Linked DNA regions of Homo sapiens: region 2 is linked to region 1. Evidence: read pairs that join two places in POLR2A ChIA-PET (ENCODE). Cell type or tissue: HCT116. All regions are shown on one strand. Links, peaks and the distances in the headings refer to the core of each region. The heading gives the core; the rest is flanking DNA.

What was found. ChIA-PET counts read pairs that join two places held together with the same protein. Peaks named below come from ENCODE experiments on the same cell type or tissue, not always from the same donor. Only the 100,000 strongest peaks of a DNase experiment are listed, where the experiment ranks them.
Region 2: POLR2A ChIA-PET joins it to region 1 with 5 read pairs; 5 of 35 experiments call an interaction of 5 or more read pairs at or near these places.

What each region holds. Positions count from the first base shown.
Region 1 is chr19:7,141,925-7,147,298 of GRCh38, reverse strand. It overlaps INSR (insulin receptor), which reads left to right. Exons shown (of 22, transcript NM_000208.4): 12 at 4,209-4,483. Among named protein-coding and RNA genes, the nearest start is that of ZNF557, 75 kb to the right of the region's middle. In HCT116, for the core only: no CTCF peak of the experiment used is centred there; no DNase peak of the experiment used is centred there.
Region 2 is chr19:7,254,375-7,259,748 of GRCh38, reverse strand. The region is part of intron 2 of INSR (insulin receptor); the gene reads left to right. Among named protein-coding and RNA genes, the nearest start is that of INSR, 37 kb to the left of the region's middle. RefSeq lists an enhancer at 1,498-2,360. In HCT116, for the core only: no CTCF peak of the experiment used is centred there; a DNase peak (open chromatin) is centred at 2,388; H3K4me3 peaks cover 804 bases; H3K27ac peaks cover 1,156 bases.

The DNA of each region.
Region 1 (5,374 bases), core at 166-5,165:
GGAGACTGAGGCAGAAGAATCACTTGAACCTGGGAGGTGGAGGTTGCAGTGAGCCGAGATCACGCCACTGCCCTCCAGCCTGGGCAACAGAGCGAGACTCTGTCTAAAAAAAAAAAAAGTTAAAAAGTTAAACACTTACATATCTATCGGGCCAAAGCAGAAATGGAAACTTCCATTGAAGTCCTTTTGGAAAATAATGAAAATGTGAATATCACATACCTTAACTTGTAGAATATTGTCAAAGCTTGGCTTTGATGTTACTTAGCAGACTTAAATGGATTGATAAATTAAGAAATAAACTTTAAACTATAAAACTATAAATGTGTTAGGAAGGGAAAAGCAATAACAGCTAAGCCTATGGTAAACATAATCAAAGGGAAAACACAAACCAGAAGGAAAGAAGATGACATAAAACTAGCGTCTGAAGAAAATTTTAATGTGTTAAGTTCTTTGGACAATGGTGCACTTGCTAAATTTGAAAGTTTCAGTAAGGTGGGAAAATTTAACTTGTCTAAATGGATTCAAAAAGAAGCAGAAAAATTAAGTGGTTATGAACCTTGGAAAAAGATATGTGTCAAATAATTTCCTCAAAAAAGTCCCTTGGCCCAGAGAGTTTTATAGACACGTTCTTTCAAATTGTGAGAGAGCAACTATTTCCTATAATAGAAAAACTATTTTAGGGCACAGAAATCTATAAAAGTTATCCCAGTTCATTTTATGAAATGAACATAACACCCTTAAAGAACTTGACAAAGAGGTTGAGCATGGTGGCTCATGCCTGTAATCCCAGTACTTTGGGAGGCTGAGGTGGGGGGCGGATCACAAGGTCAAGAGATTGAGAACATTCTGGTCAACATGGTGAAACACTGTCTCTACTAACAATACAAAAATTAGCCAGACATGGTGGCACACGCCTGTAATCCCAGCTACTTGGGAGGCTGAGCCAGGAGAATCGCTTGAACCTGGGAGGCAGAGGTTGCAGTGAACCGAGGTTGCGCCATTGCACACTCCAGCCTGGCAACAGAGCAAAACTCTGTCTCAAAAAAAAAAAAAAAAAAAAAAGAACTTGACAAAGATACTGCACTGAACAAAAGCCACAGGCCAAGCTAATATGTGATGTTAGATTCAAATGTCCCAAATAAAACACTGCACTGGCAATATTGTTTATCTCCAAAATGCAAGGATGGTTTAAGATCAGAAGATTTGATAACATCATCTAGTTCATCAAGAGGTGCAATAAGGAAGATCATATCTGTTTCAATAACCTTAATTTAAAATTCCTAACTTAGAGAAAGGGGAGGAAAAAAAGAGGCTTCATAAAACTCATAATAGAATATTTCTTCTACAAGATAAATATTACCTAGGTTAAACCAACAGCCAAGCTAACATCATTCTTAAAATTATTCTTAGCAGAGTTAGGAACAAAACAAGGAAGCCCCATCTCATCATTACTAATTAACATTTCTCTGGGCATCCAGCCAATGTAATAAGACAAGAAACAGAAATCAGAGTTGTAAAGAATGGAATGTGGGAAATAAAGTCATTGCTATTTGCAGAGCGTCTAGCTCAAGGGTAGGCAAACTATGGCCCATGGGCTAGCTGCCTGTTTTTGTAAATGAACTCTTATTGGAATGCAACCCCACCCACTTGTTTACACATCATGTAGGGCTGCTTTAAGCTACAATGACAGAGTAGTTGTGACAGAGGTCATTTGGCTTGCAAAACCCAAAATATTTATTATCTAGCCCTTTACGGGAAAATTTTGTTGACCCCTCTTCTAGTGTGTCATTGAAAACCCAGGAAAGCCAATTATGAAACTTTTTAAATGAGTTAGAGTTTGGGAAAGTAGGTACATAGAAATAAGCAAAAAGACTGTAGATACACAAGCAATAATTAGAATATAAAATAAGGGAAAAGATCCCTTTCAAAATTGCCGTAAAACCTTAGCACAACTCATAATAACCCCATCTAGAATGACTTATAAAGGAACACGTTTTAAAGTGTTACTGATATATTAAATTGTACAAATAAACATGAAAGCCTGTTTCAAATCATTTAAAGAAAGCTTACTGGCAAATGGAAAAGAGTAAGTTGTATAGCACGATACATAAAAGGTTAATATCCTTAATGAATAAACAACACAGGAGTAAGGAAAACACAAGAAATTCATGGAAAAACAGACAAAAGACAAGGAGGGGACAATTCTTTGGAGAATCACAGAGAACCAATAAAGGAAAAATGAAGTCACACTCAGTAATATAAAGATCCGCAAATAACGTAGTCGAGTGATAGCATATTTTTAATCTCTTGGGTTAAAGATCTAGACAAACAAACATAGAAAGAAAAAAAAAAACTATTAAGGCTTAGGGGTTGCTGAGATTGTCCTGGAATGCAGTCTCATGGCCTGCTGGTGCAACCACAAGTCAATATAGAGTTTCTGGACAACCATTTAGCTGTAGGTATTAAGAAGCTTAAAGAGTTTCTTATCTCCCTGAACCTAGTAATATTTTCCTCTAGGAATCTACTTTGGGGAAGTAATAAGACAATCAGACAATGATCAAAGGAATATTTATAACAGCAAAAAAAAAAAAAAAGAGCCATGTGCGGTGGCTCATGCCTGTAATCCTGGCACTTTGGGAGGCTGAGGTGGGCAGATCACCTGAGGTCAGGAGTTTGAGACCAGCCTGGCCAACATGGCGAAACTCCGTCTCTACTAAAAATACAAAAATTAGCTGGGCATGGTGGCGGACTCCTGTAATCCCAGCTACTCAGGAGGCTGAGGCAGGAGAATCGCATGAACTCAGGAGGCGGAGGTTGCAGTGAGCCAAGATCACGCCGTCGCACTCCAGCCTGGGCGACAAGAGTGAAACTCTGTCTCAAAATAAATAAATAAATAAGGAGGATGGTTAAGTGAGTGACGACTCACGTAGCAAATGGAATATTTTACAGTCATTCATCGTTTTCCAAGTTTTCTGCAGGGAACACATGCTACTTTTGTAGATGATGGAGGAAAACCCTAATATTAAAAAGGAAAAGTCCCAAAATTCTCTCCTAAAATGTTATGTTGAAAGGAAAATATTTAGTAAATGCTTCCAATATAATAAGTAGACAAAGTTTACTTATAAAACAGGCTTGATCCTCATCATGTTCACACATAATATTTACAGGGAAAAAATTGTCCAAAGGAAGCAGTGGGCTGTGGATTTATGAGTGATTTATATTTTCTTTTCTTTTTTTTTTTTTTGAGACAGAGTCTCACTCTGTCGCCCAGGCTGGAGTGCAGTGACACGATCTCAGCTCACTGCAACCTCCGCCTCCCGGGTTCAAGCAATTCTCTTGCCTCAGCCTCCTGAGTAGCTGGGATTAAAGCTGTGCACCATCAGGCTCGGCTAATTTTTGTATTTTTAGTAGAGACGGGGTTTCCCCATGTTGGCCAGACTGGTCTTGAACTCCTAACCTCAGGTTATCTGCCCGCCTTGGCCTCCCAAAGTACTGGGATTATAGGCATGAGCCACCTCGCCCAGCCTACATTTTCTTCTTTATCCTTTTTTCTTTGTATTTTAAAATTTGTTAGCTATCAACCTTTGTTGTTTAATATGTCTTCTTAAGGGATGGGGAGAAGTGTGCCAATTGCATAGATGTTTCTTGGAGTTAATCTTCCTGACCTGAGTGATGTGATTCCTTTTCTAAGAATTGCAGCTTAATCACTCAAATTATACAGGTGCCCTAAGCAGCAATAAGAAGGAAAAGATGTATTTTTTCCTATTTAAACTGATGATGTCGATCAGTAGCTTGGGCCAATGAGCAAATGCCATTTGGCAGGGCTTCCTGAAAAGCTAGACTCTTACGTGCTTTTGGTGTCTTATTTTTGTCACTGACCCTGGCTGGCCTATTTATCTGCAAAATGAAAAACCTGAAATCGAGCATGTCGAGGGGAATATCGGTGTGTGTCTACCATTGACGGTCTTAGAAGCACTCATCCCTCACGAGGTGGGCCTGCTCTAATCCTTCAGATGCTCACAAGGGTATATTGAAAGCTGCTCTGAGTGGTCATTCCTGGCAGTCTGTATTGTAATCCATGTTCCCCATTGCTGCACCCTCCTGCGCTCTGATCTTTCTTCTTAATCAAGCCTTTTATTCTCCAGTGTCACTTTTTTAAAAAAAATGATGGTGATGGTGTCATCATACATGTCCTACTGTCGTTCCAGGCCATCTCGGAAACGCAGGTCCCTTGGCGATGTTGGGAATGTGACGGTGGCCGTGCCCACGGTGGCAGCTTTCCCCAACACTTCCTCGACCAGCGTGCCCACGAGTCCGGAGGAGCACAGGCCTTTTGAGAAGGTGGTGAACAAGGAGTCGCTGGTCATCTCCGGCTTGCGACACTTCACGGGCTATCGCATCGAGCTGCAGGCTTGCAACCAGGACACCCCTGAGGAACGGTGCAGTGTGGCAGCCTACGTCAGTGCGAGGACCATGCCTGAAGGTAGGGCTGCTGCTCCGGGGTCCGAGTGTCATGGGTGGGACATCAAGGCTGACCAAGGACAGATTCTCCACCCTCTAAGCAGTGCATATCTGTATTTTACCTTATTGGCCTTCATTTTTGTTTGAGACGGAGCCTTGCTCTGTCGCCCAGGCTGGAGTACAGTGGTGCGACCTCAGCTCACTCCAGCCTCTGCCACCTATGTCAAGTGATTCCCTGCTTCAGCCTCCCAAGTAGCTGGGACTACAGGTGTCTGCCACCACGCCCAGCTAATTTTTGTATTTTTAGTAGAGATGGGGTTTCACCATATTGCCCAGGCTGGTCTTGAACTCCTGGGCTCAAGTGATCCACCCACATCGGCCTCTCAAAGTGCTGGGATTACAGGCATGAGCACCGAACCTGGCCTTTTTTTTTTTTTTTTTTTTTTTTGAGATGAAGTCTTGCTCTGTCGCCCAGGCTGGAGTACAATGGCGCAATCTTGGCTCACTGCAATCTCCGCCTCCCTGGTTCAAGCAATTCTCCTGCCTCAGCCTCCTGAGTAGCTGGGACTACATGCGTGTGCCACCACACCTGTATTTTCAGTAGAGATGGTTCCACCATGTTGCCCAGGCTGGTCTCCAATGCCTGAGCTCAAGTGGTCCGCCAACCTTGAGCTCCCAAAGTGCTGGGATTACAGGCATGAGCCACCATGCCAGGTCATATTTTAAAATTATGAGTCATAGGCAATCATTATGTAAACTTTAGAAAATACACCACTGCACTCCCGCCTGGGTGACAGAGCAAGACTCTGTCTCAAAAAAAAAAAAAAGTTATACGCAGAAAGTAACCCATTTAATCTTCCTAACAATCTTGTGGGATGAGTTTTAGATGTCCGTTCTCTGACGAGGAAAATGG
Region 2 (5,374 bases), core at 79-5,078, 110 kb before region 1:
CTCCTGGGTTCAAGCGATTCTTCTGCCTCAACCTCCTGAGTAGCTGGGATTACAGGCACGTGCCACCATGCCTGGCTAATGTTTGTATTTTTAGTAGAGATGGGGTTTCGCCATGTTGCCTAGGCTGGTCTTGAACTCCTGGCCTCAAGTGATCCGCCTGCCTTGGCCTACCAAAGTGCTGGGATTACAGGTGTGAACCACTACTCTGGGCTTGCCTTGGTATTTTAACAATCGGAATTGTCTTTGTGGCAAATGCTGATTTCATGCCAGCCGTGGTTCTGGGTGCTTTGATTAGGATATTGCATCCCATCTTCCCAACAATCTTATTTATTGTTGAGACCACTAAGGCTTCGAGAGGTTAAGCAACTTCTACTTCCAACACTGCCCCGCCCACCCCTTCCGCCGCGCACCCCACACACATGGGTAGTAAGTAGTGGAGATGGGATTTGAAGCTGGGGATTCTGGCTCAGAATCCAAGCTCTTTACCTTTGTGTCTTATAGATGTCATTGCGGGAAGTTGGTGAAATGCAGGAAACTGTAAAAAGAAAGGAAGGAAGGAGGGAAGGAAGGAAGGAGGGAAGAAAGAAAAGAAAAGGAAGGAAAAAAGGAAGGAGGGAAGAAATAAAAGGAAAGAAAGGAAGGAAGGAAGGAGGGAAGGCGGGAAGGAAAGAAGGAGGGAAGGAGAAAGGAAGGAAGAAAGAAAGGAAGGAAGGAGGGAAGGAAAGGAGGGAAGGAGAAATGAAAGAAGGAGTGAAGGAAGGAAGGAGGAAAGAAAAAAAGGAAGGAGGGAAGGAAGGAAGGAAGAAGGAAAGGAAGGAGGGAAGGAAGGAAGGAAAGAAGGAAAAGAAACTGGAGAGGAAATCTAGAATTTGCCCCTGCCAACATGTGTGTTGCCTCTTCTTATCAGCCTTCTCATTCTGTCTTGACTTAGGGCCTCTCCTATCAGACTAAGCTCTCCTGAAGGCAGGGACTTTGTTGTATCTCAAGCACCTGTCATAGTACCTGGCTCACAGTTGACAATGACATCCTTAACACTCATCAATAGCTAGTGTTTACTGAGCACTTACTATGTGCTAAGCAATGCCTTAGGGGATCCCATCACAGCCTATGAGGGTTTGTTATCCTCATTTTACAGAAGAGGGAACTGAGGCATGGCTAGGAATTATGAGACTTGCTCTAGGAGACCTAGCTGGGGAATGGTTTGACTTCAGACTTGTCTGACGTAAGGCCTTTGCCCAGTGATCAGCAAACTACGACCTGTGGGCCAAATCCAGTCCGCCAGCTGCTATTTTTGTATGACCTATGAGCTAAGAATTTTTTATTTTATTTTTATTTTTAGAGATGGGGTCTCACTCTGTCGCCTGGGCTGGAGTGCAGTGGGGTGATCATAGGCCACTGCCACCTCAGTCAGCCTCCTCAGTAGCTGGAACCACAGGCAGGCACCACCACGCCCAGCTAATTTCTTTTTATTTTTTTAGTAGAGATGGGGTCTTGCTATGTTGCCCAGGCTGGTCTCAAACAATTGGGTTCAAGCAATCCTCCTTTCTTGGCCTCCCAAAGTGCTGGGACTATAGGCGTGAGCCACTGTGCTTGCCTGGCTTAAGAATGCTTTTTCACATTTTTGGCCGGGCATGGTGGCTCATGCCTGTAATCCCAGCACCTTGGGAGGCCGAAGCGGGCAGATCACTCGAGGCCAGGAGTTCAAGACCACCCTGGCCAACATGGAGAAACCCCATCTCTACTAAAAAATGTACAAACATTAGCTGAGCGTGGTGGCGGGCACCTGTAATCCCAGCTACTCAGGAGGCTGAGGCAGGAGAATCACTTGAACCTGGGAGGCGGAAGTTGCAATGAGTGGAGATTGCGCCACTGCACTCCAGCCTGGGTGACAGGGTGAGACTCTGTCTATATATGAGCTGGACATTCAGCATTCAGGGATAGAGGCTGTTTCAGTGGGACTTGGGAGCACCACGGCCTGAGGCCATACAGCCCAGCTGCCCTTTGCTGGTACTTCCTTCCTTCCTTCCCTCTTTCCTTCCTTTCTTTCCTTTTCTTTCTTCCCTCCTTCCTTTCTTCCTTCCTTCCTTACTTTTTGAGACTCTGTCTCAAAAAAGAAAAAAAGAAAAAAAAATGTGGGGTAGAGCACTGTACTGAAAAAAATTCCACAGTAGTTGTAATTCATTTTTCACTCAGATGATTAGCATTTTTTTTTTTTTTTTTTGGAGCTCTCTGTTTGGGTGGAGGAGGGCAGTATATGTACAAGGCAAGGCCCCCACTCCACCCTCCTCCCTCCTCCCACCCCGCCTTTCCCCTTCGAGTGAGTCATCGAACCCGTGCTTCTAGACGTGTTTGGAGCAGAGCACCTGGAAATCATGATGTTCTCTAGATAACAGGGAATATTGATAAATTCCCTTGTGGCGATGTCACTGTCGTCCATACAGAAGACAGGAAAGTGTAACGCCTGCACACGGGGATCCAACAAAAAGAAAAAGATAAGGTGGGGGAGGCCGGGCACGGTGGCTCAGGCCTGTAATCCCAGCACTTTGGGAAGCCAAGGTGGGTGGATCAACTGAGGTCAGGAGTTCGAGACCACCCTGGGCCAACATAGTGAAACCCCGTCTCTACTAAAAATACAAAAATTAGCTGGGTATGGTGGTGGGCACCTGTAATCCCAGCTGCTTGGGAGACTGAGACAGGAGAATCGCTTGAACCCAGGAGGCGGAGGTTGCAGTGAGCCGAGATTGTGCCACTGCACTCCAGCCTGGGTGTCACAGCGAGACTCCATCTCAAAAAAAGAAAAAAAAAAAAAAAAAAAAAGGTAGGGTAGAGCATGTAACGTGAATGATGGCCCACTTGAATCTCTCATTCGTCTTTCTTCCCTTTTATGTTGTCAAAGATCTTTAAAAAAAAAATCTAGGAGAGAAACAAACAAAAAAAACTGTACTGAAAAAAATTCCACAGTAGTTGTAATTCATTTTTCACTCAGATGATTGGCATTTTTTTTTCTTGTTTTTTCTTTTTGAGACAAGGGTCTCAACTCTGTTGTCCAGGCTGGGGTGCAGTGGCGCAATCTTGGCTTACTTCCGCCTCCTGAGTAGCTGGAATTCCAGGCACGCACCACCATGCTGGCTAATTTTTGTATTTTTTGTAGACATGGGGTTTCACCACGTTACCCAGGCTGGTCTTGAACTGCTGGGCCCAAGCAATCCACCTGCTTCAACCTCCCAAACTGTTGCATTATATTATAGGTGTGAGCCACTGTGCCAGCCAGGATTGGAATTATTTATTTATTTATTTAGTGAGATGGAGTCTTGCTCTGTTGCCCAGGCTGAAGTGCAGTGGCGCAATCTCGGCTCACTGCAACCCCTGCCTCCCGGGTTCAAGTGATTCTCCTGCCTCAGCCTCCCAAGTAGCTGGGACTACAGGCGCCCACCACCACACCCGGCTAATTGTTGTGTTTTTTTTGTATTTTTAGTAGAGACAGGGTTTCACTATGTTGGCCAGGGTGGTCTCGAACTCCTGACCTCAGGTGATCCTCCCACTTTGGCCTCCCAAAGCGCTGGGATTACAGGCGTGAGCCGCCATGCCCAGCCCTTATTTATTCATTTTTATTTTATTTTAAAATAAAATAAATTTTAAAAATTTGATTGAAATTTTTTAAACAAACTTTTCACTTTGGAGATGATTGGATTTTGTAGAGCAGGAAAGAACAAGTACCCTAGAGAGTATGTTTCTGGGCTCCCGGCTCCTCTTCCGGGGGTTGAAGATGAATTGCCGTTGGCCTTTGTAAAAGAGGAGAGATTGTTCCAGATTGGAGTGGCAGAGATGTGCTTTGGTTTGGGTGGCAAGGATCACAAAGAAAGAAGATGAGGTTGGGTGTGGTGGGTCATACCTGTAAACCCAGCACTTTGGGAGGCCGAGGCAGGAGGATCACTTGAACCTAGAATTCGAGCTCAGCCTGGGCAACATAGCAAGACCCCATCTCTACAAAAAATTTTAAAAAATTAGCCAAGCATGGTGCTGTGTGCCTATAGTCCCAGCTACTCAGGAGTCTGAGGTGGGAGGATCGCTTGAGCCTGGGACTTTGAGGCTGCAATGAGCTATGATTACACCACTGTACCCCAGCCTGGGTAACAGAGTGAGACCCTGTCTCAAAAACAAACAAACAAAAACAGAAGGAAGGAAGGAAGGAAAGAAAGAAAGAAAGAAAGAGAAAAGACAAGACAAGAAAAAAAAAAAAAAAGAAAAGACAGGGTGAGAGGGAAGGGTATTCGGGTGGATGAAATGGCAAAGAGAAGGCCAAGAGGCGTTTTGTGGGCAAGAGTGAAGAGGGTGCCTCATGCCGGGAAGGGAGGCTTGGACCAGTGCAGGGTCCTTATGGGCTCCAATGCCGTCATGAAGGTCACACAGGGGCTGTGTTTAGGAGGGGCTGTTTCCACCAATACTGAGTGGACAGCCTTGCTGAGCCAGGCTTTTTGTTGCGTCCCCGAAGTCCTTGCTGAGTCAGGGAGGAAGTCAAAGTAACTATCAGGTTAGATAAGCTGATGGGTGGGCAGAAAGTGTTTTGGTGGGTTCAAGGCTGCGCTGAAAGATGGTAGACCAGTTGACCGTGTGGTCACTTGGCTGCCCCAGAGATGATGCTGTCTAAATCTTGAGTGGTGAAGATAACGAATTTACAATTCCCACCATTGCCTGGCTTCCTGGAGCGGGTGGGTGCGGGGACCGGGGAGGGGGGCCGGGGGAGGCTGAGGGCTATCAGTTGAAACTGACCTTTTGGCCCAATCCTTTTGGGAAGAAGGCGGGTAGAGTTAAAATCCATCGTAATGGAAAGGCGGCTTTCCCTTTGGCTGTCTGCTAACTTGGTGACTGGCCTGACAAGTTTTTCTTTTCCTTCCTCCTACCTGATACTCACTGACCGGTTACTTCCCATGTCACCCGACCCTTTGTCAGAATTAAAATCTGTTCTTTGTGACTGAACACCTGAAATGCCCCGGGGAGGACCCAAGGAAGTCAGCGAGCGCCTGTGCGTCAGGCTGGCAGCCCAGGTCCTTCAGTGATCTGTTTCTCTCAATGCGCCTGTGTCAGATAGAACCGTGCATTTCCCAGTAAAAGGAGGTGATGTGTGTGCTGGAGTTTCAAGATTGTACCCCTTATCCTATCTCCCCTTTCCTCTGTCTTCCCTCTCTACTTTTTTATTTTGTTGTTTGTTTGTTTGTTTTTGAGATGGGGTCTTGCTCTGTCACCCAGGCTGCAGTGCAGTGGTGCGATCATAGCTCACTGCAGCCTCAGCCTTTTGGGCTCAAGCAATCCTCCAGCCTCAGCCTGGCCAGTAGCTGGAACTATGGGTGCATGCCACCACGCCCAGCTAATTTTA